2 separate regions of the Homo sapiens genome follow, and region 1 is linked to region 2. Evidence: chromatin contacts called from ENCODE Hi-C data. All regions are on one chromosome and are shown on one strand. The core of a region is the stretch at or near the end of the contact, and the rest is flanking DNA. Distances in the headings are between cores, read along the strand shown.

Region 1 (2,920 bases), core at 36-2,535, 160 kb after region 2:
TTAAGTAGAAAAAAGAGCAAAAAAATGCCTGAGACAACTGTGAAATATTTTGCAAGATTTTAATATTAACTGAAGCAAACTTTCATTCCCTTTGTTTAGCAGCCAGCTGTAGCTGACACAAATGTATGTTGCTAGCTGTGAGCCTGCCCTGAGCATGAGATTTTATAGAAGGGTTTATTTATGGCTAATTTCTTTATCTTTATATTGAATATAATACTTGCTAGTATCTTTCAGCTTGTAATTATTTTGCTTCACATCAAAGAACAACATTAGAAATTAAAGTCCATTCACTGTCATGTATGATTCATAGCCTATGTTATAGATCTTATGAAAGAGGCTCATTTTTCTTTCTTTCCCAGACCTCCTCCCCTCTTCCCTCTGTTCCCTGCAGCCTAATACCCCCACTTCACATTGTTCAGTTCTTTGGGGATTAGTAAGATATACTAATATTTATTTATCACCAATATATAAATGTCAAGGAAAGAAACTTTTTCCTGCCCACTAGCCTGATCCATAATCCAAGGGAACCTTAGTGTCTTTGGCCTCAGCATAATCTTTTACTATGAGATTGTTTATGTTGACTTCCTGAGGCCCTTGCTGAATAAGAACAACATACTTGGTACCAAGATGTTTCACTTTCTACTCCTTAGAGTGGAATCCTATAGCACTGTGGAACTTATAAATAATTGAGTTATTTTTAAACCACTGGATGTTTTCCAGTCACTCTATTTCACACTGGATTAATTATGTAAGAAAACTGAATTGTTCCTCATCAGTGTTACAACTTTTAAAAACAACATGCTGTTTAAATTCGGGTTTGGCAACTCTGGCCTGAGCCCCCTCAAATTTATGGCACCACACCCATAACATAATAAAACCTTTAGTGGTCCTTTGTCTTTTAGCTTTCCTTCTATTTTTTCTCAAGGGTGTTTTATGCTGGAAGATGCAAAAAAAAGTTGTCCAGATGTTATTTGTATCAGAGCAGGATTTCAGTCCAGCTATCTGCGGTTGCAAATGTTTATTTTAATGGGTTATTGTGCAATCCTTGCTGTGTAGACCTTCATGGCCTTATATGCATGTTCTCAGCAATGCCAGGACATTGTTTTTTAAAATATATCATTTTAGTCCAGTTGAATGATTAGTAGTCACTAGGGGAGCAAAAAATATAACACCTGTAGAAACACAGATAATATTTTTGTCAATGCCCCTATGTTGACATTGTGCAAAACTGCCTGATTATGAAATCATGACCAATGGGCTTTAGGTAAGCAGGAGGAAGGTGTGGTCCAAGCCCTAGCAACAGCCCCAGCCCTCTGAGACTAAGTTACATGGCTGCAGTAAACATGCCAAGGGTGTCGGAAAGAAGCCCAGCTGCTGCCCCATGCAGTTTGATGGAATGAAGGAAGAGCTTAGCTAAGTCACCATGGTGTGAGCAGCAAGTTTATTTTAGCTATTACAACAAGCACAGGGCTGGGCTTATTATTCATTTTTAGAATTCTAATAAAATCTTAACTATGTTTCCTTGATACTAAAGTAAATTGTTTACTCTGTATCTAAAAACAAATATTATACCCAATGTACCAATTAGCAGTGAAGAATTTCTAGTCCTTAAAATTAATTTTGAAAAGAAATTACATCATGTAGAAATGGATTTGATTTTTAAGAAAGTGCTAAATTTTAGAGTTATTAGTTTTCTCTGAGAACTTATTTAAAATCAAAGGTTGCTTAGAGTAATCATGTAGTGGACTCATTTATTGCTGTAAAAGAAAAACCAACAAAACAACAAAAAGGCAAATTTAAAAGCCCTTAAAATTTAAACTTGCAGTTAGAAAGGATCCCTAAGAAGAAGATTATTCTAGACATTTAACATCAAGGACTAATAAAGCCTCACACTAAAAGTTTTATTAAGCATTTTTGATAGACATGGTAAGCGGATGCTAAAATATTTAGTTCAAAATACATGTTGGAGACAGTCTTTTATTAATCAGTTTTGAAGTCAATTAAATATTGGTATAGTTTTCATAGGTATAAGCAGCCCTAATAAGATTTGGTGATTCAGAAATTAGAGTTTATTATAAGGAAAAGTTTTTTTTCATATTTTAGAAACAGATTTTAGGTTATTTCATATGATATCATGTGTATGCCATTCATCATTATAATAATAGCACTGCCCTATATTTGTCTAATAGTTTATAGTATAGAAAGTATTTTAAAATTAACTCATGTCTTTATAGCATTGCATATCTTATGGTGTCATACTTTTATCACTCCCCAGAGTTAGAAATATCCTCGAACCATGCTTGTTCTTCACAGGTGTGGATACAATGCTATTTCTGTGAGATTTTCCCCCATGCACTCACATTGTTTATTGCTCCTACAGATCAAGGGCTAGAACAGAGCCAACACATAAGCTACTCATATGTTGCATTCATATTCTGAATTATAGGACTTGTGTAAACTATTAAATAATCTCTTTAATTTGTCTACTAAGATTGCATGTAAAAACAGTTAAATATGGCAAATTTGGCTAAAGAGAACACCAGAAGAGAAGAAATGCATGCTGTCGCTTTCTCTTTCTGCCTAGGAGGATCTAACTATCACTGTAGTTGAAGCCCTGTGAATGCAAATGCTTGGTGTCTTAGTTTGGGTTTCCCCAGAAGCTGAACTAGACATAAGGGCACGAGGGCAAGCAGTTTATTTGGGAGGTGCAGGAAACACTAGTTGAGGGTGGTAGGGGAGAGGCCCAGGGCAGTGAAGTCATCCATTAAAGAGTGCTTTATTAAGCTAGCTATCACTGTGTGTGGCTGGAGCTTAATCCTGCAGGGGACCTCTGGAATATAGTAGAAAACACACACCTCAGAATGACCCCATCTGAGAGGTGAGAAAGTTGAGATATTTACATACCACCTCCTGAGACTCA
Region 2 (3,297 bases), core at 157-2,656:
AATAGATCTTGATAGCACTTAATTTTGAGTATTTGGGTGCAAGAAGTTCCACAAATGGCTTTTCTACTCATATTTTTAAGGGTTTCCTTCTCTCTTCCAGAGACTGTTTCTTCTGCGTGAACTGTAAAAGGACCTCTTATGCTTTATCTTCAAGCCCAGCAATGAATGTAAGGTTCAGAAAATTTGACAGATATCCCCCTCCACGACTTATCTTTTAAATGAAAAATAAATTTAAGAGCAATACCAAATGATTTTGACCAAGTTTGGAAAAAAATGTACTTGTTTAGATCTGTCTTTGCTGGCAAAATGATGGAAATTTGTGGTAAATATTTGAATACCATTAAGAAAACCTAATTTGAAGATTCAGGCTCTCATTGTCTACTATATGATGTGCCTGCTCCTTGGCAGAGCATTTAAAGTGTTCCATAGCATACCACCAGGCTACTCTTCTATCTTTATCCTTGTCCATGAGACAAATGAAACTGCTTGTCATTCTCTACTTTTCCTAATTATGTTCTCTAGACCTGAAATCTTTTGCTGTCTTACCAGATCACTTTCTTTCTCACCTTTCGTTCAAAACTCTCGTATTCAACACTCTCCAAATTTTGATGACTTTTCTTTCAAGGCCTGTCTCAAATGCTATTTCCACCATAACAGTGTTTTGCTATTTTTCTTAAGGCATTTTTCATAATTTGCTACTTTAACTTTGTAAAACTCATGCTTATTCCTGTATTTGTTACTCTGCTTATTGTAGTGACTTGCACATGTCATGCAATCAGTAAATATTTTTTGAATTAAGTTGAATCACCCCTGCTGACAACTCCTATTTACGTAAGACATTGGGAAATTATTCAAATCACAGAATCATCTTGTTTGCATCGACAAAGGTAGTCTACCGGGCTCTCTCCATTATATTGCCTCATTAGGCCTCATTCACCAAACATGAGTTGAACACCTACTAATTGCAGCATGCTGTGTTGCTCTGTCCTGTAAACAGGACCACGTATAATTACATAATCATACATCAGGAAAAATATATAATTATGTGCATCTCACATATTCAAAATAACTTTCTAAAATAAAATAATTAGACTAACTTGATATCAATTAAATCTTGTCCAAATAAAGACTGAATATTCAGCTTTGTTCAATCTCTTGTGAATGCTGATAAAGAGAGTCAATCTTTCCACTTGAGAAAAACAATTATCACATATCTAACCCAGGCACTCATTTATTCAATAATTTTCTCTACCAAAATTCATACGTAAAGAAAAATGTGTTTCATCTCAGCACCTTGGTTGGTTTTCAAAGACGCTTATTAGGATTTGGTTTCACAGTCTCTGATTTTAGATAGGTCTCTTAGGATTGGTTATAAGAGCTGAAGCCTCGGAGGCAGCAAACAATTGTGGAAAATCTGTGAAGTAATGTTGTCCTTGCAACATTTTCCGGCCTACTTTTCAGGACCCATGGGATTCAGATAAGCACTAAGTGTGTGTCCAAAAAAAACCACTGAGGTTTTTAAGCCACTGTCCATCCTTAGTATAACTTTTTCATGAAAAATTAACTTAATAGAATACACTCTTTTTCCATGATTAAAAAACTTAAGAGATCAGGGACTACCTGGGCATGTGTGATCTGACAATTCACTGTTTTAATTTAAAATGTCCAGGCAGTATTGCATTCATAAAATGACCGCACTGATATGTAAGCCAAAAAGCATAAGAAGTGCATTATGGGTAAGAAGTTTATTTTTGTTATTCTTTTGAAATCTTCAGCTGGTATTAAAAACAGATCTTTTGAGCTAGAACAACAGTCGTACAGGTAGACTTCCTACTTTTGGAAAAGATCTGGTCTTTAGCTTATGGGAACCGAGCCGAAGCAGATGTGAAAAGTTCAACTAAAGGAAGAACAGATTAAATGCACTTTTGTGGTTGAAAAACCAAAACAGATGTTATTATTAAACCACAGAAACCTGGGTGCATTTAAGTAACACTAGGTGTCTGAATTTTACATTTGTATTTAAAATAATTAAGGCATTTTAAAGCCACAGAGGCTATTGTGTGCTATCAAACTCTTAATGTTCAAATCAAAAAGTTTGCATATTAAAAAACTCTCAGAAATATTGAGTGTCTGCCATTGTGTTTGTCATCATCTGAAAATGAGAAAGAAAGCATCTGACAATTAAAAACAAAACCTTTTGGTGATGTTTACATTATTTTTCAAAAGCATTTTGAAACCATTCATTTGTGTACTTTTGTTTTTTACATCTTTAGATAGCAAGCAACCCTGAAATGTCTAGATTACTGTTTTTACAATGTAAATCTTAGAGAGATTAAGTCACAGAACAGAATTAAGATGTTGCCAATATATGAATTCACAGGCCGTTGTTCCACTAACTGGAATACTTCCCTACTCATGACAGCCTCTACCATGGGATACAAAATGGTGTGGGAAAGCAAATACAAATCAAAATTGTCCCACACATTCATGCCTACACTTTGATATTTAATTTTGAATTTCTCCATAAATTTTGTTCTAATATGCCCTCTCTCTACTTCAATCCAAAGAGGTTAAAAGTCCAAATCAAAAGCTGTTGTCCTGTGAAAAATCCTGTACTAGAGAAAAGCCAACAGAGAGAGAGGGGGGGTGGAAAAAGGAAAGGTAATAGTGATTCATTTCATAGTTAGATGCCCTCAATCATTAATCTAGATATGTTCTACACACTGGGCCAAAAGGGATGCATTTAGATAAAATGGACCTTAAGGATGTAATCTTTTACCTCTATTTGGAAAAATAAGTGTTGCATAATGTGGGATGATTTATGAAAGAGCTGGGAGGATGCCAAGCTTCTATATTATGTAGTCTTTGAGTATTGGAAGTGGAAGAATTTTTATTAATTATCCATTCCCATTGGAAGAATTCTCTTTTCCACTCTGGATCTCAAATTAGGAAGGAAATGAGGGTGACTTATAAATTGTTTTGGATTTTTTTTTTTTTCAAATCACACATGCTTTTTATCTCTACATGCTCTTTTAGAAAGTTCTCTGAGATGATCCTGACTCCCACCCCTGGTTCTCGCATTCTGCCACCCCCTCCTTGAGAATCCCAGCTTTTTAACATTCAAGGTGGGACTGACTACTTCTTCAGCTGATCACTCTAAGCTATTAATGATATGGCCAGACTGCTACAACCCCCATAATTTATACAAGACTTTGTATCATCATTTTGGTTACATGTTGAACTCATAATATTTTAGATAAAATTTTGTTAATTAAATGTGCTCTCATAATTTCATGT

The links. Hi-C counts contacts between places; a loop is a spot of excess contacts on that map. Pooled maps may share reads with other maps.
Region 1: a map of heart right ventricle shows a loop between it and region 2 (2.4-fold over the local background). The contact joins two enhancer-like sites. A Hi-C loop is called at or near these places in 2 of 168 maps with a recorded cell type or tissue (cardiac septum and heart right ventricle) and 4 of 50 pooled maps.

Annotation. Positions count from the first base shown.
Region 1 is chr2:145,157,171-145,160,090 of GRCh38, forward strand. The region is part of intron 3 of LOC100505498 (a long non-coding RNA gene); the gene reads left to right. Among named protein-coding and RNA genes, the nearest start is that of LINC01966, 280 kb to the left of the region's middle. Within about 2 kb of position 1,286, at least 11 of the 41 ENCODE cell types and tissues checked have a DNase peak (open chromatin) inside an H3K27ac peak, as active enhancers do; they include heart right ventricle, where a contact is called at or near this core.
Region 2 is chr2:144,997,801-145,001,097 of GRCh38, forward strand. The region is part of intron 3 of TEX41 (testis expressed 41); the gene reads left to right. Among named protein-coding and RNA genes, the nearest start is that of LINC01966, 120 kb to the left of the region's middle. Within about 2 kb of position 1,407, at least 4 of the 41 ENCODE cell types and tissues checked have a DNase peak (open chromatin) inside an H3K27ac peak, as active enhancers do; they include heart right ventricle, where a contact is called at or near this core.